Regions from separate parts of the Homo sapiens genome. Here all the other regions are linked to region 2. Evidence: read pairs that join two places in POLR2A ChIA-PET (ENCODE). Cell type or tissue: MCF 10A. All regions are shown on one strand. Each heading gives the region's core, and the rest is flanking DNA. Links, peaks and the distances in the headings are about the cores only.

Region 1 (8,234 bases), core at 2,071-6,070, 52 kb before region 2:
GTTCTTAATGTTCTTTCACAGATCGCTGAGCTCTGTAAATTTTTTTTTAGTAATTTTTCTCTATGCTTCATTTTGCCTAATTTCTACTGCTGTCTTTGAATTCACGAATCTTTTCTCCTGAAGCTTCTAATCTGCTATTGATTCCATCTAGTGATATTTTCATCTCAGATATATTTTTCATCTATGTTTCTATTGACTAATTTTTTTTTTTGGTTTTGGTCCATATTTTTCTGCTTCTTCTTATATCTAGTTGTTTTCATTTGGAGCATGTGGCAGACAAGATTTATCTGTTTGAATCTTTTAAAAAGAGATTTTAAGGGCATAGCTGGAGTCGTCTTTATACTAGAGGTAATTTAAACTCACTTTTTAGGTTGGCCCTTCTGTGGTCTTCATTGGCTGCTACATGTATCCCATGAGGACTTTGTATTCTCACTGGTGGAAACTCAAACTATTCCTGGCCTTTTATGAGCTCTAAGAATTGTTTGGCTTATAACTCCTCAGTACATTTTCTTTCCTCAGAAGTCATTATTTGCCGTACCTTAGGGTGTTTCACACTCTACAAGTGCATATTGATAATCAGACATAGATTCTAGAGTTCTTCTATGCTGATTTCTAGAACTCTTTCTCTGTATCAGCTCCAGTTTTTTCGGGTATTCTGGCATGTAAATTAAAGCCACCTAAATCCTCCTGAATCTCATCTTTGTTTCCTCCACTCAGTGAGATTGCAGTTTGGGTTTCCCCTCCTTGCTCAGCAGTTCAGAAATTGCCTTTAGGCAAAGAACCTGGGCAGTCATAGCACTCTATTTCCTTTCTGTCTGGGATCACAGTTCTCTGTTGCCTGTTGTCCAATGTCTGAAAATAGTTATTTCCTGTATTTTGTTCTGCTTCTTAGTTGTTTACAGAGGAAGGATAACTTCAGATCTCATAGCCAGAAGTGGTTTTTTCCTTAACTGTGTTGAAAACTCTACTTATGTAGATTTATGCACACCGAGGATAGAGACCTAGGAATGGAAAGCACTTAATAAAGGATTTTTGAAAGAATTGAATTAATGAATGAAGCATGGAATTAGGCTGAGCCACATGAAGTTGACAGTTATTGATGATTTTAACACATATGATTTATATGGTTCAATTTTATACCTTGGCTACTTTGGATTAGCTAAGGAAAGCAGACTCAAGTAAAGGCAATTCTACCTTTAAAGTGAGATCTCAGGCAATGATGGATCCTTTGTTTTTTAAGTGATGTCTTATCCTGTGCATCTGGCAATCTTAGAACACTTCCGTTGAATTTATTTTTCTAACAGAACATGGTAGGTCTATCTATGTGGGCTTTGGGTTTTTAGGTCAAACTAGTTTCTTTGGAGAGGAAGACACTTTCTGTGATTGGGTTTACAGTCTATTCAAAGAGTATATCCCTGTTCCTCATAGGATCAATTGAGTTATGCCTCAAGACAAGGGGTTTATAAGAGGAGATTTCAACCTTATTGTCATCAGGGTGATGAAGCACAGTGACACAACCTTTGTGAACTGGGTTGGGGATCTTTTAGCAGGATGGTGGTGGAATTCTTTTTAAGGAAAACAGTGTTACTAAGGACATAGGCATATTATTGGTTGTTGAATTTGTGGTTGTGGTGGCTAGGAAAGACAGAGGATTTGATGACCTATGATACAGGGTGGATAAGGCTATATTATTGTCTCATTGTTAAATGCATGAAATGGAGAATGAAACTGGATAAATACCTCGGCAGAGGATGATTGAAGAAAAAGCCAAAGTTGCTGTATTCACAGATTATTACCAGGTGTGGTTTTAGTTTGACTCTTTCATATTATCGTACAGTAAACCACACATACATTTAGAAGAAAAGTGTTTTATAGGTGACCTGATTGTAATGAATTTCACTTAGCATCACAGGATACTAGTTTGTGAGAATTATAGTAGCTTCTTGCAAACTATTCATGAGCTGACACATGGCCCAGTGGGTTTGGCATCCTTGCTTCTCAGAGTGCAAATTGACCTTAATGTTGTCAGCAGTGTTCACCATATAAGAATGAATAGATGGTTGTTATGGCCTGAATTTGGTACCCCTGAAGTTTATATATGGAAATCCTAACCCCTAGTCCTTCAAAATGTGACCTTATTTCAAGGCAAAGTCTTTACAGAGGTAATCAAATTAAAATGGGGTCATTAGGACTGGCCCTAATCCGTCACGACTGGTGTCTGATCAACAGGGGGAAATTTGAACAAAGAGATATGCATAGAGGAAAGGCAATGTGAAGAGACACCAGGAGAAGATGACTGTCTCCAAGCCAGGGAGAGAGGACTGCAACAGATCCTTCTCTCACAGCCCTCAGAAGGAACTAACTCCGCCAATGCCTTATCTCTGACTTCTAGCCTCCACAGCGCTGTGATACAATGAATTTCTGTTGTCTAAGCCACCCATTTTGTGATACTTTGTTACAGCAGCCACAATAAAGTAATAAAAGGGTCTTTGCTGAACTACTGTCATAGACTGACTTGGTAGGAGAAACATGTTAGGAGCAGTGGGCCATCAGGAAACTCCTTGAAGCTGTGAGACTGTTAGATAGGGTGGGCAATCGGTTCTTGTCTTTATCCATTTTGTGGAAAGACACAAACACCACCCAGCTGAGCAGAATAGGGCAAGGCAGCTGACCTAGCCAAAGGCCTCCTAGGAGCTTTTACCCAGCGCTCATCTGAATGGGAGGGGTTTAGGAGAAGTTGAATTTCCTACGTGAGCTGTAAAGAGATGTTATGGCTTCCAAAGAGATTATTTGAGGTGCATAGATGGTTTGGAAGAAAAACTCGTAAACGCTAACTTTTGCCATTGGCATTTAAAGAAAGTTAATAATCTGCAACAGTTATTTTATACTCCACTGCTCTGAAAGATTATGGTTACATAATCAAAGTAAGATTACATACTCTGAAAGATTATGAGATATAAAGAATATGTATAAACCTTAGTATTTTAGTTCATGTTTAGGACTTCTGAAAGTCTGCCCTATTTCTCCCTCTGCCTCTCTGTCTCTTTGTCCCTGTGAATTATGTGGGTGACAGTGCACTTTTTTTTTTTTAGATGGAGTCTCGCTCTGTTGCCCGGCTGCAGTACAGTGGCGCGATCTCAGCTCACTGCAATGCAACCTCTGCCTCCTGGGTTCAAGCGATTCTCCTGCCTCAGCCTCCTGAGTAGCTGGGACTATAGGAGCCCACCACCACGTCCAGCTAATTTTTGTACTTTTAGTAGAGACGAAGTTTCACCATGTTGGCCAGGATGGTCTCGATATCCTGATCTCGTGATCGGCTCACCTCAGCCTCCCAAAGTGCTGGGATTACAGGCATGAGCTACTGTGTCTGGCCGACAGTGCACATGTTTTGATCCTTGACTCATCCTATTACCTATTTGCTGTTATGTTTATGTTGAAAAAATGTTGCTGCTGTTAATATGGCTGCTATCCTAATGTACAAAACAAAGGATGTCCAAGTGTTACCTCCCAAGCAAAGAGATCTTATTAATGGTGGAAGTGAAAAGCCCCAAGACACTCACTGAGTGAGTGAGGCTACAAGAGGGGCCCCAGGCCTGTAAACAATCTGTTATCATTGATGTCTTTCCAGTTTCTCCCACCAGTGTATAATTTAAAACTCAGTTGGCCTGTGCTTTTTGACTTGATTACAACAGTTCCCAGCCTGTGAGGCGTTAAGCCAAAGTGGTTTTCATTAATTTGCCTTCTCCCTGAAGATTTTAGGCTTGCTGTTTCAAAGAAAGCTAGATACCACAATGAGCCAACTATTTGGTGAGAAGTTTCTCCTCGGGGAGAGAGCTGTTTGCTGCAATTCCAGCCTTCCAAATGTCAAACGTTACTCATTCTAGCTTTGGCTCTTGTAAATATGTGTAGTCCTTTTTATTTTAATTTGAGAGTGTTTGCCTCCACTGGTAGCTCAGGGAATTTTTACTTGCCGTTTGAAATCTAACCCTGGAACACAAAAAGTATGACTAATCCTACTTACTGGAATTTCAGTGTTTTCATCAAGGCTGCCTTTTCCATTTCCAATTTTATATAATAAGGGCAAAATACCAACTGGCAAACATATTCCTTTTTTTTCTTGGTTGCTGTACATTAAACTATCTACTGTGTTATAATAAAAAGTGATGCTTCATAATAGTGATTTTTGCAATTGAGACAAAACAGTTTCCAAGGGTATTTAAAGAGTGGATAGTTCATGATATGAATCCCCAGCTAATATATTTACACAAAGAAGCCTAAAGGTTTCAGCTGCTTTTCATCTTCTGTATGGCAAAGATATTAGGTTATCTCTAGGCAAGAAGAATGGTTAATACACTAGAGTCACAGCCAATGGAAAGATTTTAGAACAATATACAAACACTCGTGCCATAACACTGACTTAGTTAAGCAATTATTGTGATGACCATTGGAAAGATGAGAGTATCAGCTAACGCAAACCAAGTTTTTGTCTTCTTTCATAGGAATCCTTTATCATTTCCTTATGTCTTAGAGCTCCAAATGTGGATTTCTGGAATGCTGTTGGGAAGATCTCATATGAGGAAGCTCTAGTGGAATTGGGTTGAGACTTACTGACCAGGCAGTTCTTTAAAGACAATATCTGAGTAGCTTAGAGGGAATATAGGTACTAATTTGGAATGACCTAAAAAGAGATTTCCAATCCTTTCTGCTTTAAGCAATCACCTGGAGATTTGAAAAATGTAGATCTCCAGTTCCCATTCCCAGAGTTTCCAGTTCAGTGGGTCAGTGTACCTATGTTTGCTTCCAGATTATTCTGGGTGCTGTCACAACTGGGAACCCCTGGCTCCAGTTGTCAGTTTGTAACTGTATCTACAAAGAAATTATTATGAATTATTGGATCTGCAGGGGCTGCGGAATTTGGCATGTAAAGGAAAACTTTTTGCTTTGTGGTTTAATCTGCAGATCACCCTAAATCTCTTGTTGTTAGTATGGCTTCTTTGACTCCTCATGGCCTGACACACTTGTGGGTCAATTACTAAGCACTCAGCTGGAACTACTATGACCTGGCCCCGGGTGGATATCAGAAACACCTGTGGAGCTACTTGAAACTAGATTATTTTTTTCCAGAATTCCTGAATCACAGTCTTAGGGAGGGGTCCAGATATCCATTCTTCTATAAGCTTCATCGTTGATTTTGAAAAGCAGCTAATTTTGAGAATCTCTGAGTTATACTAATGGGGAGGAATATTGATTGACTGGCATTGGATACTAATTGAAGCTATAGAGAAATCACGTTAATTTGATTAAGATGATTAAAACTATTCATTTCACTATTCTATGATTTAGGCTTTGTGTTTGATCAACAGATATTTGGTAATGGTCATATGACCATTACAAGAGGGGGCAGAACTCTTTACCACTTGAAGTATATAAAAGCTTTCAGATACAGCTTAAGGTGAATCTTTAAGGCAAATATTTCCTTAGAACCTGAATAGGGAGTGAAGTAGGGGGGCATACCGTTCCGGGTGAAAAGGACAAAATGAATGAAGTGATTAAGATGGGAACTAGAATTCTGTGCTAGTAAGACAATGTGTCTTAGAGCTCCAAATATGGATTTCTGGAATGCTGCTGGGAATAACTTGTATGAGGAAGCTCTAGTGGCATTGAGTTGAGACTTACTGACCAGGCAGTTCTTTTAAGGCAAGATCTGAGTAGCTTAAAGGGAATATTGATATTAATTGACCTAAAAAGAGATTTCTAAACCTGGAAGACAATGTGTTTTCCATATATAGTGGGAAATAATGGAATATAAAATGTACAAAGTGGACTGGGGTCTTGGAAGTGGCTTGAAGTTGAAAGAAATCAGAAGCCATTACAGCATTTTTGTTGTATCAATTTACAGGAGTAAAGTGAAAACATTTTCTTTTTTTTTTTTTTTTTTGAGATGGAGTCTTGCTCTGTCGCCCAGGCTGGAGTGCAGTGGCGTGATTTCGGCTCACTGCAAACTCCGCCTCCCGGGTTCATCCCATTCTCCTGCCTCAGCCTCCTGGGCAGCTGGGACTACAGGCGCCTGCCACCATGCCAGGCTAATTATTTTTTTGTATTTTTAGTAGAGAGGGGGTTTCACCTTGTTAGCCAGGATGGTCTCGATCTCCTGACGTCATGATCCACCGGCCTCAGCCTCCCAAAGTGCTGGGATTACAGGCTTGAGCCACCGTGCCCGGCCAGTGAAAACATTTTCTCTTGGTAGGGTAGGCAGAAGTTCAGAGGCAGGGCTGTGGCAGTAATGCAGACTAAAGAGATGAGACTTGGTCTAGTAGTGCTGGGGGATTGGAGCAGGATAGATTTGGCAAACATGTATGGAAGTAGTCTAAATGAAAATTATTTTATTTGCAGATTATTTATACATTTTCTGCTTAAGAAAAAATTATCCTGCAGAAGAGGGCATAAAATATCTATCTCTGCAACTGCATAATAACTTCTTTGGTCAAACTGGTTTATTGTTTAAATGGTCAGCAAAAACATTCAGAATCAGCATTAGCAAGATATTTGGTTATGTTCCTGGTTGAAACTTAATATGAGCATACAGTCAGTATAGTTTATTGCTTGTGTAGCAAGCAGACAGACATTCACGTATTTGGGTATTGGGAATAAGCAGGTAAGACAAATCAGTATAATTAACTGTAAAGCTGCCTAAATAGTCCTTTTATCCCAATATGTGTAATGTTTGCGGTTTTAAATGCTTTTATACAAACAGAGTGACATTAAAAGACAAAGATTTTGAAATTTTCCTGGTTTCCTCCAATCATGCCCCTAGTATCTTTCAACATCCATTTCAAAAACTGCCTTGTGGGCAAATATTTCCTTAGATGCTCCTTTACATGCTTTACCTTCCATCTGATGGCTCCAGTTGTTTCTACTCTCCCTTCTCTCACTCCCAGAGTCTTGATGCCAGAGGACTCAAGTGAGCAGAGGTCTTTGGTCCAAGGCAGCAGATGGCCTCTGTAAAAATCAGAGGACTCTCTCTGCCGCCAGAGCAATGTAAGGGAGACTCAGACTAGCTGAGGTGGACTCCTGGAATCTGGGATCTGGGGTGGAGCAGAATAGGGAACAATGAGAGTCAGAAAAGATGTGGAAAGATCTGCTTTAAGATGTGGATATATCAGGTGTCAAGGTTGTAAAATAGCTTACAAGTAGGAAAGCAGTTCTATAAACATTCACCAGCAGGCACTGGGAAAATAGCACTGAACAGAGCTGGACATAGCCTTTGCTCTTGTAGAGCCATGCCTCAAAATAACCTCCATTTATGAGGAAAAAGATGGGGAATTATAGAATATATACCAACTCTTTATGCTTTTTGACCCTATGTCAGTTTTGTGGGAATAACTCCTGCCTTGCCGCAAAGCACAGCCTTCACACTTTATTAGATTCAATATTGTGTTGCTTCATGTCCTTAAACATGAAAATGAAATTGAAAGGTGGACAGATCTGAACAGCACAGATTTGGGGTGCTGGCTCTTATGGCTGAAGTAAAGAGCTATATGATGGCTTAATTTTTTTTAACAGTCTATGGGCTTTTTCTCAGGACACCAGTCCAATTTCTCTGTAATTGTTTTTTTTGTTCTCTTAGGAAATTCAGAGAGATTGCAATGTTATTAAGCTCATAATATTTTTCTTTTCTTTTTGAAGTTCTAGTTCATTTATTTTAACCTTTAATATTCCATTGTATCAATATACTACAGTTTTTTTAAACCCATTCTCCTATTGATATTTAGATTATCTCCAGTTTTATGTTCTGACAAACATAATCTCAAGAATTTCTTAATCATTATCTAATCAAAGGTTAAAGAATGGCCTCAATTATTACTATGAACAATAGCAAGAGAAATGTAATTTGTCCATCATGCTGTCAAATACAATAATGCCAATATAAATTTCCTTAATGAACAATGAACACTTCTATTCAGTTACAAAAATTTTTTGGCTAAGTGGTAGCTGGAGATTGGACTTTGTGCTAATACTTAGGTTAATTGCATCTCATGTTAATATGTCTTAGTGGGTGCAATTAAGTAGAATTATAACTTGTTCATGTTATAATTCCTTTTGCCTTTCTAATTCATCGGTGAACTCCCATAACTTAACTCCTCCTTCGTTTAGGTGTCTGCCGCTTCACAGGGGAGAGAATGTTAGGAGATTTTCTTTTATAGCTTAGGTTACTTTGACAGAGAAATATTAGG
Region 2 (8,234 bases), core at 2,258-6,257:
TCTGAATGTCTACCTCTCTACTAAGATGAAGGAAACTTTCTTGAATTATTCCCTAAACTATGTTTTTGAAGTTGTTTACTTTTTCTCTTTCCCTCTCAGGAATGTCAATAAGTCATAGGTTTGGTTGGTTTACATAATCCTGTATTTCTCTAACAGTTCTTTTCTTAAAATTCTTTTTTCTTTATTTTTATCTGTCAGCTTGAAAGACTGATCTTCATGCTCTGAAATTCTTTCTTCTGCTTTGTCCAGTTTATTGATAAAGCTTTCAATTGTATTTTAAAATTCCTTAAGTAAGATTTTCTTTTCTTTTCCCTTCTTTTCTCTTCTTTTTGTTTTAGAGATGGGGTCTCACTCTGCCTCCCAGGCTGGAGTTCAGTGGCACAATCATAGCTCAATGCAGCCTTGAACTCCTGGACTCAAGTGATCCTCCTGCCTCAGCCTCCAAAATAACTGGGACTATACGTGTGTATCGCAATACCTGGTTGAAAGTGAGTTTTTCAATCCCAGAGCTCAGATTGATTCTTTTAAAAATGTTTATCTCTTCATTCATTTCCTGGATTGCTTTAGAAGTTTCTTTGTGTTGATTTTCAACCTTGTCTTGGATCTCATTACTCTTCCTTGTAATCCATGCTTTGAATTCTTTATCTGTCATTTCTGAGTTTTCATTTTGGTTAGTGACCATTTCTGGAGAGCTAGTGTGATTCTTTGGTGGCATAAGTATATTCAGATTTCTCATGGTATCAGAATTCTTGCACTAGTTCCTTCTTATCTGGAGATACTGGAACTTCTAATTTTTATAATTATTTCATGCAGGTAGGATTCTTCTCTTTTTCCTTCCCTGTAATTTTTTTTTATTTCCCTTTCCCTTTCTCCTCCTCCATAGAGGGTGTAACTGTAGAAAATGCTGTGTAGAGTCTTTTGGCTTTGTTTCTATATCCTATGTACTTTTGTTAGCAGGATTTATGTTGGGCTGTGCAGTTCAACCTATAAGCCAGGATATCATGCTTCTAACAGCCAGATTGTGGCCAACATGCTGGGTATATACTTGATCCTTGTTTACTGGAAGAAACTCTCTGTTGCCTCAGGAAATGGGTTGATTCATGGAGTACACAGTGGTTTGAGCTCTCTGCTCAGCTGCAGGAGAAAGGGGGCCAAGATGGTCAGAGCCAGACCAGGCGTATCCATCTATGGGTCCCCCAATGGCAGGCACAAGCACCAGCTCTGAGGAAGAATCCAGTGGGTGGTGACTAAGTGCCCAGAGGTGTGTGTAGGTGTAGCGTTGGGAAATCTCCTCATTCCCAAGTTCTCTGCATAGAGAAGCAGGCAGCCTCAACTAATCCAGGAGAGTGAGTGCTCCAGATGCCTCAAGATCTGCCTGGGCATAGAGAAGAAAGCCCTCCACCACCACCTACACCAAGATCTTTGTGCAGGCAGGTGGGGCAGCTCAGGCTTCTGAACCAGGCAAGCAGGTGCTCTGAATGCCTTCAGATCTGCCTGGGTTTGAAGCACAGAAGGTCTCCCTATAACAGAATTTCTACACAGGAAGGGTGGGGTGGGTCAGGCCACTGCTCCAGGTGAATAGGCACTCCAAATGCCTAGATATCTGCCTGGTCATGGAGTGGAGACGGCCCTCCTGGACCAGGATCTCTGTGCAGGAAAGGTTGGGCAACTTAGGCTGCTGGCCCAGGTGAGGAAGTGCTCTGAATGCCTGGAGTTGTGCCTGCGCGTGGAGTGGAGAGGGCCCCAATGTTAGGCCATCTCAGGCTGCTGATCCAGGTGAGGAAATGGTCTAAATGCCTGGAGATCTGCCTGGGAGTAGAGTGGAGAGGGCCCTGCTTCACCATGATCTCAGTGGAGCAGGCTGGTGCACACAGCAATGGCACACTCAGACCAGTTTCAGGTTACCAAGGTGGCCCTGGCTGCAAATCTCATCACCCCAAAAAACTGCAGTGGTAGCAGCTCTCCTCCCACTCCACACCTGTGATGGGGGAGAGCACAATTCCAGGATCTACTCCTGAGGTACTTTCCACAGTCCTAGCTGTGGAGGCCCCTACCCTGCTTCAGAGCAGGTGCTGCAATCTCTGGCCCAAGAGTAAAATGCCTGTGCAGCCATGATGCTGTGTTACCGAAGAATGGCTGATTTTGTATGCACTCAGAATAAAAATGACATTCTCCTCTTGGTTCTGGCCTGGGAAAATGTCTACAGCTTTTCCCAATGTCTTTCTCTCACAGTATGTCCAAGCTTCTCCCCATTTTAGCTCCAGAGCTTAGGAGAAACAAAATGCTCTCCCTGGCCTGGGTTGCTCAGATCCTTAGGGGAAAGGTGAGTCATAGAGGGAGGCTCTCTGCCTCTCTCACATACTAGGGCTTCAGTCAATTTTATCAGCTGTACCTATATAGGGGCCATTTGCCTATATTCTCCTCCTCAGGAGGTAGTGTCCTTCATGTTTCTGGTAGATTTCCTTTTTCCTTCCTGAATTAAAGTTCACAAAGTTGATATGTGTGCACTGTCTTTCTATTTCCAAGTGGCTGAGGAATGCTAAAAGCCCCCCATCCACCAACTTGGGGAAAAAACCCCAAAGGACGAAAGCTGACTTTAACAGACTTGGATGCAATTTCTATTCCTCATTTAGCAGCAAGGTAGGAATCTCTGGACAAGAAATTATGAGCGGATTGGTAGCTCCATGTGGTGTGCTTTCTGAAGCATGAAGGAAAATTCTGCCTTAATTACACATTTCTGGCCCATTCTTTCCTCCACATTTGCTGATAGATGTCTAAAATTTCTTTAATGGCAACTTGCTGAGAAACTTTTAGGTTGAAAAATAGAGCAAGGTGTTTTAAATGCAAATATCCTCAGGGGAGGCAAAGCAATGATTTATCTTAACATATCCTGACTGGTAACTTGTGTTTTCTGGAAAACAGACTTATTGGAGTGTGGGAAAGGACTGGATGGCTGAGGTGGGAAAAACATGCTAAGAAAGGAAGCTGAGGACCTGATTTAAACTTTAGCCTCTCAATCCTGACCTGGCCTGTCATGCTGAAGAATGAGATGTTTCCTTGAGTTAGATTCAGGTGTGGCTAAGTCTCTGGTTTAAGGTGGTTCAATCACTCTATCAATGTGAGCCACGTGATCTTCGGAAAGTTACTTCTTTGTATTTGAGAACCCCCATTTGTAAAATCCGTTACTTCCAGGTTATTGTGAGGATTAAATTAATGTTTAATAAATATTAACTGCTACTGCAGGGCCCCTTTCTTAATTTAAAGCAGTCTCACTATAAGTAAGAATAAACACATTGTCTTAGGAGTGTTGTAGAAGGTGGATAATCAGGTTAACTGATTTATACATAAGTGATTGCCATTCCTTCCCTATATGCTTTCTTATTAAGGGTAGCGGTCCCCAAACTTTTGGAGAGGAGATGCTACTTTTTATTTTCCACACAGTTTGAAGTTACTAGGATGTAAATTAGAAGAGAGGTGTAGATATTGAAAAATCTCTGGGCAAGTTTAGGTGACCATGGGGTGATATGCTAATGTTGTCTCTCAGAGTGAAATTGCCCCTGAGAGATATCAGAAAGAGATAGTTTATCATCACTGGGAATTCTATCAAGCTGTGGAAAGGAGGCTAATCCTAAAAAAAAAGGTGGTCTAAGATTATTTTCATTTTTGAGTAAACTATAGCCAAGTGAACTGACTTGAATGAAAATCCCACAGATGAACTCTAAATCAAGGGTTCTTTTGATGACTTTATTCGGCCTTTCCCACACACTTCAGAAGTGAGCTGTGCTGCAAAAGTGCCAAAACCCAAAGAATATTGTAGAAGTCCATGTGGGACCTCTTAGTGGTAGAGCTGACCTCTCATGTAGGGTAGGGATGACCTTGTAAATAGTTTAGAAATACAATGTTTACATTACATCAGTATTTTCATAGGCCCTACCTACTTTGCGGCCAATTTTATGCTCTGGAGACACATACTACTTCCTGCCAGCTACCTAAACAGCCTTGAAGCAATGGGCATAATGACTCATGGTCATGTAACATTCTTTTCAGACACATATCAGCATATTTGTTATTACATTACTGCCCAAACACCCACAGAATCCCGGGAGGTAAAATAGGATTAGTGTTGAAGAATTTAGTCCCACCCATTTCTCTTTTATTCAAATCAAACTTTTGAAATGATCACTGTTGAGGGTTCATTTTTGCTTCTAATAAGGGATATGGTAAAGATGTGTGATCAGGCTGGTCTCAGTCTTTGGAGTCAAGCCATATTCTGGAACTATATTATTTGGAAACCACACCTAAATCATAGCAAGGAAGTCATCCGATATGAACCACATGATCCAACTTGCTGGTGTGAAGGTGCTGGCATTACATAGCACAGCACAGAATGGGAAACAAGAAGATATCCTATAAACTGTCCATTAGCTATTCAACATAGATAAGTGGTTTGCTTACAGCTGAAGCTGGTAATTTATGTCGAATAAAATGGTCAGATTCACCTGTCTCAGCCATAAATCTCGTGCCATACATCCTGGCTAATGACCAGATTCTTCTGCGTGATTTCCTAAACCGACCTGTAGATAGCATAAAGTACACGTAATATTTACAGTGCATATTGGATTAAGGGAGCAGCTATTTTATGCCAACAACAGGGCCACAAAGTACTAACACACACTGAGAGTCCATTACATGGGCATTGATTAATTTCACTGAATTTTTTTAAGTGCTAAAAGTGTTTTAGTAGTCCCTGAAATATTTATTCTCTTGCTTTTCAGAGCAATAGGGTTATTCATTTATTCGTTCATTTGCTAAATGAATGAATTAATGATTATGTATTAAAATATCTAATCTGAGCACTCACTCTAATCCTTACTTAGCTGAGTGAACTTTGGCAGTTAACCTTTCTGCTTCACTTTCCTCATATGTAAATAGGAAAATAATTGTGTTTATCTCCTGAGGTTGTTGTCATGATTAAATGAATAAATACATATGAAGTGCTTAGAATAGCTCTAAACATGACAATAAAATTTATTTTTTTTTTGTATTGGAGACACAATGATTATATTGCTGCCTACCAAATTACCCTAAAACTTAGTGGCTTAAAACATCACTTCTTTACTATCTCATAGTATCCATGGGCCATAAATCTGAGCATGGCTTACTTGGGACCACTATTTCACAGGTTAAAATTAAGGGGTCCACTGGGCTTAACTGAGGAAAAATCTGCCTCCAAACTCACATACATAATTGTTGGCAGGATTTACTTTGTTGATGGCTGTTGGGCAGTGATTGCCCTCAATTATTTGCCATTTGCATCCTTTCAACTTGGCAGCTTGCTTTGTCAAAGCATGCAACTTGAGAAGCTAATAGAGTCAGCTAGCAAGACACAACTCACAGTCTTTTACAACCTAATTATGGAAATGATATTCCATCACTTTTGACATATTTATTTCAGGTGAGTCACTAGGTCCAGCCCATGCTCAAATGGAGAGTATGATACAAGAGTATGAATACCAGGATTTGTGGATCACTGGGAGCCATGTGAAAAGCTGCCTATCATGATGGTGAACAACATAAACATGAAGATTATGTTTGTTAGGGGAGACAGATATAAAATACAAATACAATATCCATTACAAATTTTGATAAATACTATGGATTAGAAATATAATGTTTGATGACAAATTACAATACTGGTACTTGATTTGAGTTGGAGTATTTCAAATCAAGCCATCTCTTACAAAATAATATTTAATTTCAGATTTGAAGGATGAGTGGAACTACTGAGATGTAGAGCAGGAAAACAGACGAGTCTCTTTGGAAGAGTAAATAGATGACACATAGGCCCTGAGATGGGTGAGCACCTATGCATGGTCACTCCATGTAGCGTGGGTTCTCAGAGCATGGTGGCTAGTTTCTGAGATAGAGTGCTGCTTCCTGGAGCACTCCAAGAAAAGCAGAAGCTGCCAGGTCAAGGTATATAGCAGCCCTTCCAATGTATTTTATTGACCAAAATAGTCACAGGTTCAGACCCGAGTCAAGGGCAGAGGTAATAAACTTTACTGTTTGAATTGAGGAGCAGTCTGCTTATACAAGAACCAGCATAATTGTTTTGGGCCATCTTTGGGAAATAACCATGATCAAGAGTAATTTAGATTAAAGACTGTATGATAAAAAAGCAAAGAAAGGATGTGTAGATACCTCTTTAAAAAGCTTGGGTGGAGCTGGGAGTTGACACTTAGATGGGTAACTTTAAGAAGATGATGGTAAAGACAGGAATTTTATGAAAGTGATGTTTGTATGTTATAGGGCATGATCCTATAGAAAAGAAAAGCTTGACGATCATGACAGAGATGAGATAGTGGATGAGGAAGGTTTCTGAGAAACAGGAGGACAAAAAAATTCAGAATACAAACTTGGGTGATTGGGCTTTGATAGAACATTTTTTCATAGTAACGAGAAGAGGGGATGGTATGAGCAGATGTAGGTAGTTGTTGAAGGCTAACTCTTCCATTAGCTTTGGGGACCCCATGTAATGGAGACTCAATAAATATTTGTGAATGAATAACTATCTGGATTATAGCAACATAAGCAGAATGCAGAAAAGCAGTGTGTGGACATGGTGCAGGGGGAACTCTGTGCCCTGCAGTGGCGCAGGGAAGAAAGGAGAATAAGAATTACCACAGATGCAGCTGAACCCAATTCAAGAGAAGAGTTTTAGTTTAATTGGTATATTGCTACCTCAACGGGTTGTTTTATTGCAGATTTTATTCTCATTTATCTCATTTATCTCATCCTGAACATGAAGCAGCACAAGAGAAGCTTTAATCAGTTTCATGATCTCTGTTCTCTCCTGTTAGGCTTGCTTCCTAAGTTAAACTGAGCCAGATGAGGAAAATTTCTTTTGCAAACAAAGGACCCTCTGCTGGAGGACCTATTTATTCTTCTGCCTCTGTGCCTTCTTCACTTGTGGAAAACCCGCTGGGTTCCAGGTCACCACTGTGTCCTCAGCTTTAATTGGAGGATTATACAAGAAACAGATTATGAAAAAAATGTTGAAAACTCTTTTCTGCCTGTTAATACATCCACTATTTGTAACATAAGGCCAGGCATGATTTATTCTTTCTGAATCTTGGTCTCAAAATTTTTCTCTTTTGAAGGTCCCATTTAATTTGTTGGAAAATCAAAATGCTAACATAATCATTGTTTTCTGCATTTTTTTTTTGACATCAGGATCTCAGAACTGAATTTAGTGCTGTACCACAGTATCTATGGGTAGACATGACAGAATTTAAGAGTGTAGATTTTGAAGTCATATTTCTCAAAGCCACATTTTTTATCTGTAAAATGAAATAATTTTGGAACCTATCTTATAAGGTTATTTTAAAGACTAAATGAGTTCATACCTGTGAAGTACTTGGCATATTACTTGGTATTTGATTGTTAGCTCTGTTGGTCTTAATTGTGCCCTTTAATTTGGGTGGCTGATTTGCAAATGTGGAACTTCCCAGTTCTCTAGGCTCACATTTCTTCTTTCTTTCTTTCTTTCTTTCTTTCTTTCTTTTCTTTCTTTTTTGAGATGGAGTCTTGCTCTGTCGCTCAGGCTGCAGTCGCCCAGGCTGCAGTTCAGTGGTGTGATCTTGGCTCACTGCAAGCTCCACCTCCTGGGTTCACGCCATTCTCCTGCCTCAGCCTCCCGAGTAGCTGGGACTACAGGCACCCACCACCACGCCTGGCTAATTTTTTGTATTTTTAGTAGAGACGGGGTTTCACCATGTTAGCCAGGATGGTCTCGATCTCCTGACCTCATGATCTGCCCACCTCGGCCTCCCAAAGTGCTGGGATTACAAGCATGAGCCACCGTGCCCGGCCTTGGCTCACATTTCTATAAGTAGGTCCAGTTTTATCTGATGTAATCACCTTTTCTTTCTATTTCTTCCTTGTAAAATATTTTACCCAGGATTTCTCTTTTAAATCTCTCTATTTTCTTCTGCATGGCCAAAGTAGATGACAACTAAGGAATTTTCCAGTTGTTTAACTGTATCATTTTATGACTCTTCTCTGTGGATGTAAAGATGAAGAAGAACAATATGTATGTAAGGCAACACACAATCAATATGAATGGTTCTAACTTAACATAGACGGAATCTTTAGTTACTTTGGAACTGGAAAGTGGATACTAATTTGACACTTGTGATATTCTTTTTTTTCTCTATAAATCTCTTCCTTATCTA
Region 3 (8,234 bases), core at 1,524-5,523, 110 kb after region 2:
AAATAACAAAGAAGCAATGTATATATGCTGTTTCACAAACCTAGATTTCGCCATTATTTTGTGTACTGGTGTTAGAACATGTGGAATGTGAATTGCCATAAATTGTACTAAAGAAAGTACGGAAGTGAGGCAACCATCATAATTGTTTTATGTGTTTTAAGCTGTTGCTAATGCTTTCCTAGATGTTAACTTTCCATTACATTGTTGTGGTTATGTTATGACATCCTTGCTAGTAAGGGGTAAGCTTAGCAATATTTATATGTTGCTTCTTAATGATTGTATTCCAGTTCTGGTTAGTCTTGCCTTACTGTATAGATGGCTTCTCTATGAGCATAAGGATGGTAGACTTTCAGGAGCAAATTAATGCCTACAGGATTTGCATATTTCTTACTGAAACAATTCTCAATCTTCTACCAGTCCAGTTTCTAACAACTTATGTCATGTGAAATCCTTATATTTATATGAATGTAAATTTTTAGTGTCCTTCCTTCAGAGTTGGATAAACTTGACTTTATAGCTCCGTCACTTTCTCACTGTTAAGTTTAGGCAAATTATGTTCAATCTATAAGCCAACCTCAGTTTTTTGTTTTGGAAAACTGGACAAACACTTTGGGGTTTGTTGTGAGAATTATATGTGAAAATGAGCATAGTCCTGGCACTATGCATATATAACTCATTACATGCTATGCACATATGGGCATAAATACATATAGACGTGCATGTGTATCAATAAATAGAGATGGAAATAACCCTATATGCATATAGAACTTAAGCCTTTTGCATAGTCCTTGCACAAATTGTCACACTTTGCTGCAAATCTTTGGAAACCTTTATAGCATCATTGTTACCAGAGATGACATGCACTGCTGTAAACAAGGAGAATACATTCTTTGATGACCAGAAAAGAATTCCTGTTGTCTGTGGGTGGACATGATAATCTTTTGTAGAGCAGGGACTTTTTAAGAGGTTGGTTCCAGCAAGCTTGTTTCATAGATTCTTACATAGAAATGTCCAGTGATCAAATGAGCTGTCTAAATAGAACTATAGAATGCGAACTGGAGGAGTAGTCAGTATCACCTTGCCAACCCCTTTATTTACACAGTGGCAGACAGAAACCCAGAGAACTAGAAAAATGACATTTGAGGTTTCACACGCTAAAAGTGAGCACAGAATTACTTGCCGTTTCATGTTGACGATTCTGGAAAACTCATTTCTTGTTAGGGCTTGCATGATCTTAGCCCAAGAACATTTTGAACACAATGCCAACCATCCAGCTTGGGGACAAATGGAACAAGCTTCTCAAGATGAACTGTCTAAATATTCAACTGGAAGCTGGGAAACAGCAGTAAAATAGCCAATCATTTTGTTTCACATGTTATATATGATGGTAGATTAATTAGTGTGAACCTTGTGTGGGTAGGAACAGCATGTAGTTCAGCTCTGAACCTTGGCCAATAGGAGGCATCTAATAAATTTATGTCGTGAAGCATCTAGAATACCATAGGTTCCCAATTAATGTGCGTGCAGAGCAATTAGTACATGCTGGATAAATGTTGAATTAAATTTGGGGGTCGTAGGTGTACCAGGCCACTGAACACTATGATAATGATTTTTGTATCATCCACATTTTCAAATTCTCTAACATGAGAACAAAGAAGAGAAACAACGTAAAGTACAAGTTACATACAAATGCAGAACATAGAAATAACATAAGCAAAGAAATCACATTTGGAACATAATTAAAGTCCATTTGTAATGTGTTTGTGTTTAAGAGTTTTATTCTTGGCAAAACAAATTGTTGCTTGAAAGATGAAAGACTTATTTTACAAATGGCTTCAAATGCAATTACTTTCTACAGAGCAATTAGTTACCGATAGCATTTTAATGGAATAATATAAATGAATAAAAAATATATGAACCTGACTCTCCTGAATTCCAATATGATTGCAAATGAATGGAAAAGATACTCTTATGAATACTTTTAGATTTTTAAATCCAGAAATTGTTGTTGGTAGCTTGCTATATATGAAGGATCAAACATGTATCTGGGCCAGGTGCGGTAACTCACCCCTATAATCCCAGCACTTTGAAAGGCTGAAGTGGGAGGATTGCTTGAGGCCAGGAGTTCAAGACCAGCCTGGGCAACATAGCAAGACCACCCTGTCTCTAAAATTTAAAAAATAAAGGAGAAATGTATCTGAATTTACATATCCTTGTTCAAATATTTATTCATTGCTTCTACACACATTCACTGAGAGCCTAAAATATGCCAGGTACAGCAAGCATTTGTTACTTAGGGAGTGGACAACACTTTAATTAGGGCTTCGAGCATCAGAAATCCAAATTTTAAAAATGTTCTCTTAATTTTTGCATCTTCTTGTCCTTGGTACTTGTGTGGACATAATTGCCTTTGGTATGCCAAGGTGCAAAAGTGATAAATTAGCTCAATTAGGCCACATCTTGCAATGATGTACTTTACCTTCTATCAGCTATTTGGGTAACTCTGATATATTTGCTGCATTTTCAATTACATACACTTTTTCTTCCTCATCTTGGTTGTAGTCTTAAGGTCTGTATCCTTCAGATAATACATTTCATTTGTTTCATACGTTACATAGAATTACAGTAGATGTCTCCTAGGTTTTTTATTGGCTTTGTGTGATGCTTAGCTTCTCAAATGGAATAGATAACGTAAGCCCTAATAAGCCCTTGTGAAGATTTTAGCGCCAATCTAAACGGTAGAAATCAAGGTTCCTGTTACTTTGAGTCCTTCTAAGAATTTCAGATACCTTTTATGTTTTCTAGCAGAGCTGAGAAACCTCAAGCGTTAGAAGATTTGAGGTGTGGCTCTTTCAGAGAGAAAATTTTGAAAATCTAGGTTGATGTTCCCAAAAGCTCCTAACATAAAAATACAGGCTTGACCTACACTGTGATAGCAAAACTCTAAAATTATCAAGTCCACTTCTTCAAAGGAATACATGTGGAAATATTAATTGTCATAAGAAGGTGAACAATCTTTTATAATATAAACAGTAAAGATAAGCTGTTAAGTACTCGTGATACATTGGTCCATACCTTTATGAAGGAATCCATAATTTTGAACAACATTAGACTTTGGGGGGCTGGGGACATTACATAGCAGCACATACATAAGCTCATTGTAGCTAATATATGCTAAATGTTATATAAGCTTATGTAAGCTAAGTTTTCAGGTGAAATTTAGTAGATAGCTTGTATGGTGAGTAGAAGGTGAGACACCTGGATGGAGGCGGAGGATAGGCCAGGAAAAAGAATTGAAAAAAATTATTGAACTATAATTTAGAGTATTACATTTTACCTAGTAATGCACTTGTACACCTCATACTTATCTGTATAGCTGAAACAAAAGTAATGATATGTATTCTATGTCGGATGCTTTCTGGTATTTTCAATTCTATTGCATAACATTAAATAAACACTGTATCCATCATAGAGATTTCACAAAAAGATAGTAGTAAAAAACTTCAGTTGGAAAGGCACTGAACTTGAAGGCGGTAGTGGGGACAAGCCTGGACAGGTGTAGAGGGAAAGGACAGTCAGTCTAGGGCAAATAGGATGAGGCTTGTGAGGCAATTTAAGTAGGTACTTACTCAACTTCTTAACACACCAACCCTTCACTTGCGACCTGCGAGTGAGTGCCTCCTTAAATTTTACTCCTTTGCAATTCACTGCATGCCCTAATCTCAGCTCTGAAGACCTTCCTTATAGGGACATACCCATTTCGTTCTGGCAGAAAAATGACATCAGAACCAGGAAGATAAGTGAGTTCAGAAAGAAAAATAGAGCAAAGATTTTTAGGGCAAACAGCAGGTAGAAAAAAATCACCCAATAAACCAGTTTGCAGCACAGTATTCCAGGGGGCAGATCCAAGTTAGAAAAGTCCAAGCAAAGAGGAGAGCTACAAAAACAAGAGGCTTAACCTAGAAAGGCTGGATGTTGCCAGTGCCAGTGATCTTCTGGCTGGGATGAAGCACTTCTGTTCCAGGGGCAGTAGTTTGGTTAGAGATTATGTTTTGTCGTATGTATTCCGAAACCCAATAACAGTGGCTTAAACAGAGGCTTATTTTTGTCAAGTAGCATCAAGTCTAGGGGTGGACAGTATAAGGCTGATACAGCTGCTTTACGGACCCTACCAAGGACTCAGGCTTCTTGTTCCATCATCCTTAGCATGGACCTTCGTCATCACAGATGCAATTTGGCCACGCCACCCCTAGCCTCACACATTCCAATAGTGGAAAGAGGAATAATAATAAGAGGAGGAAGAAAAGGAGAAAGCAACAAGAAGGGGACAGAAAAGACTACTTTCCTAGAAACCCTCAGCTGAATTCATCTTGGGTCTTCTTGGTCAGAATTATGTCATATGGCCATTCCTAGCTGCAAATAAGGATGAAGGATGTTGTTTTTTTAAACTGGGTACATTGCTGTCTCCCTCCCTTCACTAAATGCTGGAATTCTGGTAGCAAAAAAGGAAGAATGGATATGTAACTTGTATTGTTGGCCATATACAAGAGGAACTAATCCCAGAATGACCAACCCATGCAGAGCAGTTAATTGAGAACACCTGCTAGTGGAGGAAATAGGTGTTTGCATTGCCATTTTACACCTAAGAATGCTGAGGCTCAGAGGGTAAGCAAAGGGCAGGGCTCAGATAGAAACTCCAGTCTGTTTGACACTAAAGCCAGATTTTTTTTTTTTTTTTTTTGACACCGTGATACTCTCCAAGGGTAAGTCAGCATATATCAGTTCCTCTTTCCCAAGTTGTTATCTGCTGGCTCATTTGGCCAAATTTTCTTTTCAGAATAAGAGATAAAAACATCCATGAGTCTGTAGCTAACAGAGAGAGAGGAGGGCATCATGTTGGGAAAAATAACTCATCAGATTAATTATCCTGAAACTTAGATTCTAGAGAAAAGGGAGGCAAGAAAGAATGTCCCAGTGTTGCCACCTTTCTGGAGGTTAAGGAACCAGTGTGTCTGTTTCAGAATATTTGGGGAAGTTCAGTGCCAACCCCTGGGCAACAGCGTTTGTCCTATGTGATCCATGGATTAGGTAGATCAGAACCACCTGGTGTCTTCTACAAAATGCAGATGCTAGACAAACATTCCTGGCATAGAAAATCAGAACCTCTGGGGATGGGGCCTGAGCATGTGAATTCTAACAATATCCTCAGGTTAATTATGATGTACAATACACTTTGGAGTCGATTGATATTAAGTATTAATAGCATTTATTGAGCACCTATTTCAACAAGCACTGGATCAGACACAGATAGATATTGTTTAATCCCAACACCCTTGCAAGATCCACTGTCTTATTATGTTCAGGCTCAAAGAGATTAAGTATCTTTTCGAACTCAGTTGGTTCTTAAGTGGCACTGGGGATTCCTTCCTGGAGTTTATTTCAGTCATCTTTCTTCCTAGGCACCAGACTCATAAGAATAGGGAAGCATACTATATTGTTTTCTTTAGAGAACCCACTTAAATGAAGTTTCGAGGTTCATAAGAGAGTTGAGTGTGTAGCTAAAGAGAAAGACACATTAGACAAATACTGTGGTGGTGTGAGTTGAGGCAAGAGAATTACGGATGGAAACATCTCTCTCAAATGTCCATATTCTAACTTTGGAGTTAGGTTTCTCAGCCTTGCCATTATTGAGATTTGGGGCTAATTTATTATTGTGGTGGGGGCTAGGGGGCTGTCTTGTGCATTGTTTAACAGCATCTCTGGCCCCTCCTTACCAGATTCCATCTTCTCTTTCTTCACTGGTTATGACAACCAAAAATGTTTCCAATCATTGCAAATGACTTCTGGGGGCAAAATGGTCTCTGGTGGGGAACCACTGGGTTGAAGTATGAACCCTGGTAAAATCCCATTCTGGTGGTTTCACTGACAGAAAATTCTACTTATGCCCAGAGGCAGGAAACAAGGCCATGTGAGAGTGACGGGAGACCTGCCACTATATTGGGGTCTGCTGACTCCAGCCCTGAGGGTGCATGGTGAAGTAGGCCCTCTTCCTTTATTTGGGAAGGCTAACAATAGGGAAGGGAGAAGAGCAGGAAAACAGATACGCCAGAAATGTGCCTTTGAATCTGGGCTGAAACGGCAACAAAGAGGGCAGCAAAGACCCAGCAGAGAGCTCTCACTTGGCTTGGATATTGTCTTGTCTTTTCTGGGAGTAACTTTTTTTCCCTTAACAGAACCATTTCATCTGAGTTAGGAAAGCAGTAAATAATTAAGCTAATCTGTTTGTGAATGTGGTTCAAAGAAGCCTCCAGAAATGGTGGTTCTGTAATTCTAAAGCAGTGAAGCCAAGCACAAAAGCAAACCTTCATCAGTATAATGCACTGAATGTGGGGCTGGGAAAGGACTGACTTTAATTATTCACCCTCAACATCTGGAAGGTCAATTTGGCTTTTAGAATTTGATTATATTTAGGATTAGGGTACATTTTGTTGTCAAATGTTTCTAAGGCCACAACAGGGACAATGGCTTGCAAATGGGTCCATATTCTTACATATTCTCTCTTCCCGAACCAAGTTTCCACATCTTTCCTTTCTTCCATTTTTCATTTATCTTCTTTTACTTATTTTTTTTTCCTTCAATCCTTCACCTCCCACTCTCTTTGTTCTTGTGATTTTCCACACTTGTTTTCACTGTTCCTCCCTGGGGACTTTGTACTGACCAAGGATTTCCTAACCATTGATCTGTGGAAGCCTAGGCAGTCCATGGAAGATCCTCCCTGAGGTTTGTGTAACCCTTGAAATCATGTGCTGCATTTTGTGTGAGTGGGTCTGCTTTTTTTTCTATATAGTGGGTCCTTAGATTCCCTAAAATTCCCAGAGTCCTTGACCTGAAAGCGGTAAGAGCCACTGAGGAGCATTTGCTATGGACTTGCAGCATAGAAAGGGGAGGGCATGAACATGGCAGTGCCTTCTCTTTGGCAGGCTCATTGCCCTATTCTCTCATTTAATCCACACAGCCTCTATATAACATTAGGTGGTATTATTTTCATAGGTAGCTGAGGACGTGAAGACTTGAAGATGTTAGGTAATTGACAAGGATATCCAACTTTCAAAATGGCTCCATGCTCAGAATTTAAGTACTTCTTTTTGATACTTGCTCAAAAGCCTCTTGCCTGGACTTAAGATTGAGCCATTGATAATTAAGCAGAAATAGAAAGGACTTATATCCCCATGCTCTCCCCACCAGAGGTGGTAAAGAGAACTCAAGTGGGCTGTAACCAGCTTCCTAGAAAGAAAGATGATTAGAACAAGGATATTCTTCATTGCATTACTACAGTATTTTAATAGCCTACACTATAAATACCATCCATGCCTTCTGACTGCTATGTTAACACAAAGTGCTATACCAACACAAAAGGCTGATGGCAATAGATGTGAGAAGAATGAATTTATAATTCAGTTTCGCTAATTTGTTGGAAACTCAATTTTTAACATCTTAAATTAATTACTTTACAATACTTATTGCCAACTAACATGTAGTACACGTTAATGGCAGGTTTAAAAATAGTGAACCTTAGTTTTGATTTCACAGAATGATCCAATTTATGTGGCCCACTCCTGTCTGACATAAAAGGCTTATTAGAATGTGGTCACTTCTCTCAATTGCTTTTGGAAAAGAAAAAGATGACTCATCATTACTGTTTTTAGTCTTGAAAATTTTCTTTCAGTGTTTATTTGTTCTCCTTATTCACTTAATATTAGTGTCAAACATTTCCCCATGTTTCTGTCATTTCCATGTTGCTATATAGTCATTAGACTTATTTTAATGGCTGTATAATATTCCATTATGCTGATGTATAGTAACTTAAACAGTACCTTATTGCTGGATGTTTCAGTAATTTTGTATTTGTTGACAATTGAAATGAGTTGAAAGAAATCTCCTTGTGCAAATAGCTTTTCTCTTCTATTGAATCATTTTATTCCAGGGTAATAGATTGGCAAATCTATTTTGAGTCATGATGATTAACTTTTATCAGAGATTTTAAAAATGTGGTTCTCTTTATAAAAATCAAAAGCCTTAGAATTTTGTATACACTTTGACCCAGCAATTTCACTTCTAAAAATTCATTGAAAAGTAATTGTTGCATGTGTGTTGAGAATAATAATGACCGTCCTCACACTCATGTTGACTCTGTTCTGTGAATAAAATGGGACCCATTTAAAGATCAGGTAACA
Region 4 (8,234 bases), core at 2,314-6,313, 90 kb before region 2:
GCACAGTGGCTCAAGTCTGTAATCCCAGCACTTTGGGAGGCCGAGGCGGGTGGATCACCAGGTCAGGAGATCGAGACCATCCTGGCTAACACGGTGAAACCCTGTCTCTACTAAAAATACAAAAAATTAGCCAGGTGTGGTGGCGGGCGCCTGTAGTCCCAGCTACTTGGGAGGCTGAGGCAGGAGAATGGCGTGAACCCGGGAGGCAGAGCTTGCAGTGAGCCGAGATTGCACCACCGCACTCCAGCCTGGGTGCCAGAGCGAGACTCCGTCTCAAAAAAAAAAAAAAAAAAAGAGTAATAAAGGATCATTGTTCAGCCTTGACAAGACAGGCAATAAGACCAAAATTATTCCCAGAGGCAATAGTTATTAAAGCTAAAGCTTTCTATTTGAAAAAAAAGTTTTTGAGTATGTTTTTGAAAAATTTTACAAATACATAAAAACTTGTAAATGAATGTTCATAGCAGGATTTTTCATCTTATCTAAAAGGTGGAAACAATCTAAATGTCATCCATGGATGGATGGATAAGCACAATGTGGTATGTTCATACAGTGGAATGTTATTTAGCCATCAAAGGCATAAAGTACTGACACGTGCTACAATGGGGGTGAACGTTGAAAACAAAAGTGAAAACAGCCAGATATAAAAGGCCACATTTTGTATGATTCCACTCACATGAAATGTCCAGACAAGGTAAATCCATAGACAAAATATAGATTATTGGTTGCCACAGCTGGGAAAAGGAGGGAATTGAGGTGATTACTAATGGTTAAAGGGTTTCTCTCAGGTAATGAAGAGGTTCTCGAGTTAGTGGATATGGCTGCACAAGTGAATATACTAAAAAAAAAATCGCTGAATTGTACACCTTAAAAGAGTAAACTTTTATGGCAAATGAACTATATTTCAGTAGTGATAACACCAAAACAGCAGCAACAGCTACAACAACAAACTTGAAAAGAGAATATGGGAAGAGTTAGGCTAAAGGTTTCAATGACCTCCTGGGCTGGAAGACTTTTGCACCCCAACTTTGCAGAAGGAGATCAGTTTGAAAGATTGCTCACGTCTTCATGATGAAGCATTGTGAGATCCAAGCCGACTTTGGTGGAGGATTTGTTCTTGAGAGGGAGCAGAGAGGAAACAGCGGAGGTTACTCAGCAACAGGTACCTTCAAATCCCACTTGTATTTGGGACCAGAAAGATCCTTGCTTTTGCTTCAAGGCTTTGCTCAGTCCATCCAAAAATTCCCCACCTTTAAAAGACTGGGCAATTGAAAGTGACCACCTCTGAATTAGAAACAAATGAAATGAGCAGAATAAGGTTCATGGAGCTATAGATGCCAGAGAGCATAGAAGTAGTCTGCAAAGGAAAGTCCTAGATGTCAGCGGGGCCTAGTGTAATCTGCTTGATATCTTCTCCCTACTCTGAGGCATGAGAGGGATGAGACCTATCTCCAGGTTGTCACCTTATAACTTACATTGTGGGAGGCCATTCTTCTGCTGCACTGTTGCTCTTGTGGTCAGTTGTGTTGATGCTATGAGTTCTGCTTCTGGTTTTTCCAAGAACACCACTCCTTTGATCTTAGCCTTCACCCTCTGTAGCTTTGGGGCCTAGTGGAAAGAGATGGCTTTAGAAATCAGAAATACTGATTGTAAAACAACCTCTGCTTATCCGTGATACCTACACTGGAGTCTACCAACCACAGTGTTGCAAATGCATTGTGGTGGTGCTTCAAACTGTGGATCTCTCTAACCCTTGGGGTCATTCAGAAACTGGGTGGCTGAGACTCCCAGGAACAGCACCTTTGGCTGTTAGCTGGCTTGCTCAGGGTGCCTCAGAGGGCAAACCTAGCAGGGTGAGGCCTGCACAATACCAGTTGGTGAGCACTGTTAGCTACATCAGCACTCATGGCTCCCCGTCAACACTGTGCACTGCCAACAGGAGCTCTGACACCAGGATGTCTCCAGCAGCCAGGGACAGGCAGAACCATGCCCATATTGTGGAAATGTGGCCGATGGTTTGTAGGGGGCAGGGAAGGGACATGTTCCCAGTGTCCAGATATGCCCAGAGTTTGGCCAAGGTGTGGACAGTTAGGAGTTGGATGTGGTGCTGGGGGAGGGATTCTGGCTGGGGACTCCTGAGGGCACTGACCCACATGGCAGTCTCCCATTTTTCTCTTCGTATGTATATATATAATAATTCTGTCCCAATTTGGTTGATGCGCTATTTTTATAAGATTCCAATTCATAGGACGATGATTCTTTCTTTTGAGATGGAGTCTCGCTCTTTCACCCGGGCTGGAGTGCAGTGGCACCATCTCGGCCCACTGCAATCTCTGCCTCCCAGGTTCAAACAGTTTTCATACCTCAGCCTCCTGAGTAGCTGGGATTAACAGGCATGTGCCTCCATGCCTGGCTAATTTTTGTATTTTTAGTAGAGATGGGGTTTCACCATGTTGTCCAGGTTGGTCTTGAACTCCTTGGCCCCCAAAGTGCTGGGACTACAGGCGTGATCCACTGCACCCCACCCATAGAAGGATGGTTCTTCTAACAACACCTGCAGCTTTTGCAGATTAGAACTTCATTGTTATCTGGAAATATTTGATATAAAAATTCTATTAAAGCCAAAGTCCATTTGCCTTATTTTGATCAAATTAATATTACTCTTGTCCATGAAAGAAAGGAAGAATTGTACCAAAACATACTGTTCCCAAATGACCAGTTTTGACGTGTGCCCTACTGTCGAAAGGGATGTGAGGAAAGAGAAAGTTCCAGACTTTCTGAGCCTCAATTTTCTCACCTGCAAAATAAACATAATAATTCATAACTAATTTAGGCTAGTGCTCAAGGGTGAATCTATTCTCCTTTCCATGCCCTAAAATATTTAGGTTTTTTGATTAAGACATAAAAAAATTCAGAATTTCATAAAACAGGAATCTGGTAGGAGTTTTTTCAACTAAGTCCTTTTTATTTTATACTTAAGGTAACATGAATTAAGAGCAGGCATTGCTCATAGTGGTTTCTCAGCCTTCTGCTGGTGAAGTTTTCACCTCTTCGTTTTACATGTTGAAACAGTGTAAATCTGTCAACCCTACAATCTTGGGAGGCAGACATGGAGATATCCGCAGGCCAGCTCCAGGTATAGGGTCTGTTTCCTGCTTCCCCCCAGGGTAAGGTGTCCACCTTCTTCCTTTGTACTCAGGTTAATCTACAGTGATGGTATCTTGTTATAAATGCTTCACTTTCTCATTTGGTCCTCCTCTGAGCCATGTGCTTGGTAAAACTATCACAACACAGGACAAAACAAAGACTGAAGCAATCACATACTTTCTACTCCTCCTTTGATTTATTTTATATAAATTATCTCTTGGGACTGGAATGGTCCAAGCCTTGGGATTCTGTGTATTCAGGTCATGTCAAGTTCACTCGTTCCCCATACAAAGGGAGAATTGTCAAATGGCAGAAAGCTAAGAAGCCTTGACCTACAAGGACATACACATACAAGGATTCTGTGACAGACCATCTTGCTGGGAACAACATTGCAGGGTTATGATGAGAATCAAATGTGGTTATATGTATTAGGGGGCTGGAAGAGGCATGCCCTTCTCTGGGCATTGTAACTCTCCCGCCCTGAACCCAGAGGAGAGAAGAGGTTATAGACCACAACGAGAAGCTTGTTTTCCTACCTAAAAAATGGTTCCCTTTTCTGAGGACTACTCAAGCAGAATGGCTGGTGTAATGAGAAGGAATGTTACCACAATGCTGACTCATGGCCTCAGGTCACCCGTCAGAGTGTGCAGCATGAGGACAACCAGACAGATTCAGCCAGAAACACCCACCATGCTAGTGGTGCTCAGGGCCAAGAATAACTCTAGAAAAGACTTGCTAAACCACACGCCCTATTCTGGTCTTTCTACCCTACAGGTGGTTTCATCAGCTCTAGAAACTTACAGTAGTCTCAGGGGACACAGGAGTGGGAGCTTGAGGGAAAGTCTTTCAATGGAGCAAAGTAAGAGTGTTAAAGAATGTAAATATTCCTGCTTAAATCTTGGAATCACACACCAGCAAGAATCACCTTAAGTACATTAATACTTACTAATGCATAAAAGGTTTATTCTAATTTACCCACGTTTCTTCCAAGGAGATAATTTTTTAGGTGTTGACATTGTTCCAAATTAGCCTGGAGCTGTGTTTGTAGTCACTATTTCATCAAGATAAAACAGACGATAATAGTCTCAGTAACCGAATCAAAACTTATCATCTTGAATTTGGATGATGGACAGGAGTTTCATCATGCATGTTAGTGCTATTACCTGCTGGGTAAGGAGTGTGGGCCAAGTGTGTTGTAATTAAGGTGCCAATGACCTTGACTGTTCTGTGAACCAATGTCAACTATAAATTAAATCTATTTGGTGTGTGCTGAAGGTCTTGTTGGGAATTTTTCCTTTCACAGATGGATGACCTTCGTATTTGGCTGTCCTAGGTGCTGAAGGAGCCTCCTATCATTCCTATTGTATCATATAAATTGAAGAGGCATTAATTTTATTCTTCAGTACAAGGTGTAAGGCATATCATGTTTCTTTTATTTATTTACATCAAATTTAACCTAAGTTCCCATTCTGTAAGGTGGGTGGAAATTTCTATTTCTATTTTCTTTACCTCGGCCCCAGGATCTATGAAGACCCTAGCTCCACTCATTGTCCAGAGCATTTAAAGAAAGCCCTGTGGCCGCTTGAGTTTATAGTAATTACTATAGATATTTTATTTATCTTGGCCCACTTGGTTCTTTAAAGGCAAATACCTTGACTTCTTTTAGGCCAAGCTCGAAGATGGGCTTTGACAAGGTAAGATGTCTTGCTAAGCTGTACTGCAGAGATTAGCAAAGGCTTCACTCCCTTCCTGATCCTGAGAGGGAACTGTCAACATTTTTTTTTAAGACTCCTGGGCTCAAGCGATCTTCCCACCTCAGCCTCCTGAATAGCTGGGACTACAGGCTCACACCACTATACCCTGGCTAATAAAAAAAAAAAATTTTTTTTTAGAGATGGTATCACACTACGTTGTCCTCTGTTCCTGGGTGGTCTCAAACTCCTGGCCTCAAGCAATCCTCTTGCATTGGTCAGCCAACCTCGTCAGAAACCATCAATATTGTATATCTCCTTCTGATATGCCCACATCTTCAACTCTAATCCCATTCTTCTATCCGTTTACCTCTCAGAGTATCTGGCATAATTCTCCTGAATGAGCTAAGTTTCCTATGCATAAATATCAAAGAATAGTGAAGATGTGGTAAGGTGGTGGTTGGACATTGATTTTTGGATACCAGGCAATGCAGAATTTAGCCCTGCAACACAAAATCTCTGGGGTAAGGAGAGTAAAGCCTTGGCAATTCTCTTACTGTAAGGAAGAAAAGAGTCTTTTCCAGAAAGATTGGGATAAGAGGTTGGAGAGAGCCTTCTTGGTAGTGCAGGGCCACAGGGCATGTTTAGATACCATTGCAGGGGTGGGAGTGGCAGGTAGGAGTGGGGGAAGCAGGAAGCCCCACCTTTCTGCCTGATCCTTTACCCAAAGCAAAAGTCTTAAGCTGCCGGAAGAGGAGGCAGCAACATTTGCAGCATCTAAGGCAGATACAGACTCATTGCTGCTGAGGAAACGCAAACTCTTTACTCTGGGGGTTACAAAATGCCCTGGGCCAGAATCCTACACTATCACCATTAGGATCTCCCATCACTAGGGGAAGGCAGGAAGACTCACCACAGATACAAAGCAGAGCTTGGCTTTCATGGGAAGGATCATCGGGGACACTCAAATTCTGCTGAAGGGACCTGGAATATGCCAACCAAAGTATGCCTCTTTAGCATATGGATTATTTTGAGCTAAAGGCCATTGAGAACCAGCAGATGCAGGAAAAGCTTTAAAAATGGGGAAAATTGTTCTTTCTGTAAAGGAAATTTACATTTATAAAGAACATCTCTATTTGTAAACCTGTCTCTTTCTCCAGGAGAGGAGGACCAGGAAGAGGAGGACTATACCAACTCTATCCATGGGGAAGGTACTGATGTAAACCTGCATAACGAATCTTACTAAATAACCTTTGTTGACCATGCTTTTCTTGGTCACTCTCCCATAACTTGCCACCTCCCCCCCTCCCTAGAAGGCCCAAACTCCTTTTCCTTTGTTTAGCCTAAGATGGTATATAAGCCTCAATCATCTGGCTACCTCCTAGAGATACATTGTTTTCTCTGTGAACTCCCGTGCATGCGTATTCGTTCATAATTAAAACTTTTTTTTCTCTTGTTAAAAAAAAAAAGAAAGAAAGAGTCCCTATTTAATGAGAGCAAAATTAATTATCCTGTCAATTAACTTGTCATAATTGTAAATGTCACATTGGGTCCATAATCACTGAGAGCAAAAACTAGATGTGACTGAGAAACATAAACTAGGAGGGAAGGCGAACATACTGAGCTCCTATTATATGCTAGATGCTGGGACACATATAGGTGTTTCATGTTTCATTTAATCCTCACAATAGGCCCGCTAGGAAGGCATCATTATTCCCATTTTCAGAGAAGAAATCAGGGACCCAGAAAGATTAAGTGACTTGCTGTGATAGACATCCTTGGCTGCTAATCTCACACACTCCCACCCCTTTCTCCCTTGTCCATCTTCATTGTAGAGACAGGAAGAACTGAAGAGTCACTTTCTCAAACCTCTCTTTTGGCTAGGGGTGGCCCTGGGACACAGTGTTTGGCTATGAGACAAGTAGGAGGGTGATGGGAACTTTTAGGGGAGACTTTGCCCCCCTTTTCCCTTTTCTTCCTGTCTTGAGGATGCCTATTCGTCTTCAGGCAACTTGCACAAGTGTGAGGCTCAGCAGTTGTTTCCCCCAAAGTCCTTAATGCTTTTCTAGTGACGTTCATTGTCTCACATAATTTATTCAGCTGGGAGCAGCCTGCGTACTCCATCTCCTGCCACCATGTCCCAATCCTTCTCATACTTGTGAACCGAGCTCAATTATCGCCTCTTTCCTGGAAACCTTTTCTAGTCTTCCTGAATACAGTGATTATTCTATCTCCTATGTCTCCATGACATGGTATCTATACCTCCTTTATGGTTCTTATGGTCTCCATGTCTGTTTTTCTCTGCTGTCATATAAGGCTTTCTAAGCAGGCCTGTGTATATATTTATACTCCCCAGAAAAGCCTAGCATACATAGTGCCTGAAATATAGTAGCGTTCAACCAATATTTTTTGAGTGAATAAGAGAGAATATTAATTCTCCAAGGTCAGATTTGACTTTGCAGACTACCAAGAAGAGGACAGGAGACTCCTACATGCTGGTCCTAACATAGTGAAGTCTGTTGAGTGAATGCCAGGCACTGCTATCCTCCAGATGTGGGTTATACGAGATAACTTATTGTCTTTTGCATAAGCCACTATTTTGGGGGGTATTGCGTGATTTACAGCTAAAAGTCTGCTTTCTCCTGATACACTCCCCAAGGCCATGGAACTGTCTCTAAAATCCAGCGTAGCATACAGATGACACAATTCAACATCTGAACATTTAGACAGTACTAAACTACCTATAAGTGGGCATAGAATATCTGAAAAAGATATTTGAAAAAGTTTTGAAAAAGGCTGGTGAACAGATTGAGTAGGTATTAAGATATTATTAGAGATGGGTAAAGTCCCCAGGATGGCACTACACTCAAGCAGAGCCTGGGTACAACGGACAGGAAGAAGATGTAGCTTTCTCTTGTTGCTGCAGGATAATGATTTCAATTTATCAAAATTATGGGGACTAGTCAGTGTGAGCATCTTCTCAGATTGCTGGGGTGACCACATTTGCAACAAGGTTATCCTTCTGAGTTTGAGTGTTTTGTTTGTAACCCAGATGGTAGTGGATGGAGAATCTCCATGTGTTCCATGAATATCTATGGCTGCCCCTGACATAGAGGGGTTGGAGAAAGCAGCCGGTTAATTCACACCTGAAACTGCTTAGAATTCTTGGCACTTTACGGATCTTTAGAGAACATTTAGAGACCTGTAGTTCAAAATACAGTAGTGGCCAGGCGTGGTGGCTCACTCCTGTAATCTCAACAAACTGGGAGGCCGAGGGGGGTGGATTACTTGAGTCCAAGAGTTTAAGACCAGCCTGGGCAACCTGGTAAGACCCTGTCTCTACTAAAAATACAAAAAATTAGCTGGGCATGGTAGCACACACCTATAGTCAAGTTA

The links. ChIA-PET counts read pairs that join two places held together with the same protein. Peaks named below come from ENCODE experiments on the same cell type or tissue, not always from the same donor. Only the 100,000 strongest peaks of a DNase experiment are listed, where the experiment ranks them.
Region 1: POLR2A ChIA-PET joins it to region 2 with 13 read pairs; 2 of 35 experiments call an interaction of 5 or more read pairs at or near these places.
Region 3: POLR2A ChIA-PET joins it to region 2 with 5 read pairs; 2 of 35 experiments call an interaction of 5 or more read pairs at or near these places.
Region 4: POLR2A ChIA-PET joins it to region 2 with 6 read pairs; 3 of 35 experiments call an interaction of 5 or more read pairs at or near these places.

Annotation. Positions count from the first base shown.
Region 1 is chr7:17,647,735-17,655,968 of GRCh38, reverse strand. No RefSeq gene overlaps it. Among named protein-coding and RNA genes, the nearest start is that of LINC02889, 93 kb to the right of the region's middle. In MCF 10A, for the core only: a CTCF peak has its summit at 3,917; a DNase peak (open chromatin) is centred at 3,908.
Region 2 is chr7:17,596,205-17,604,438 of GRCh38, reverse strand. No RefSeq gene overlaps it. Among named protein-coding and RNA genes, the nearest start is that of LINC02889, 41 kb to the right of the region's middle. RefSeq lists an enhancer at 5,080-5,581. In MCF 10A, for the core only: no CTCF peak of the experiment used is centred there; a DNase peak (open chromatin) is centred at 3,978.
Region 3 is chr7:17,485,552-17,493,785 of GRCh38, reverse strand. All of the region lies in intron 1 of LINC02889 (long intergenic non-protein coding RNA 2889), which reads left to right. Among named protein-coding and RNA genes, the nearest start is that of LINC02889, 69 kb to the left of the region's middle. RefSeq lists a silencer at 1,051-1,210. In MCF 10A, for the core only: no CTCF peak of the experiment used is centred there; a DNase peak (open chromatin) is centred at 3,575.
Region 4 is chr7:17,685,794-17,694,027 of GRCh38, reverse strand. No RefSeq gene overlaps it. Among named protein-coding and RNA genes, the nearest start is that of LINC02889, 130 kb to the right of the region's middle. In MCF 10A, for the core only: no CTCF peak of the experiment used is centred there; a DNase peak (open chromatin) is centred at 3,827.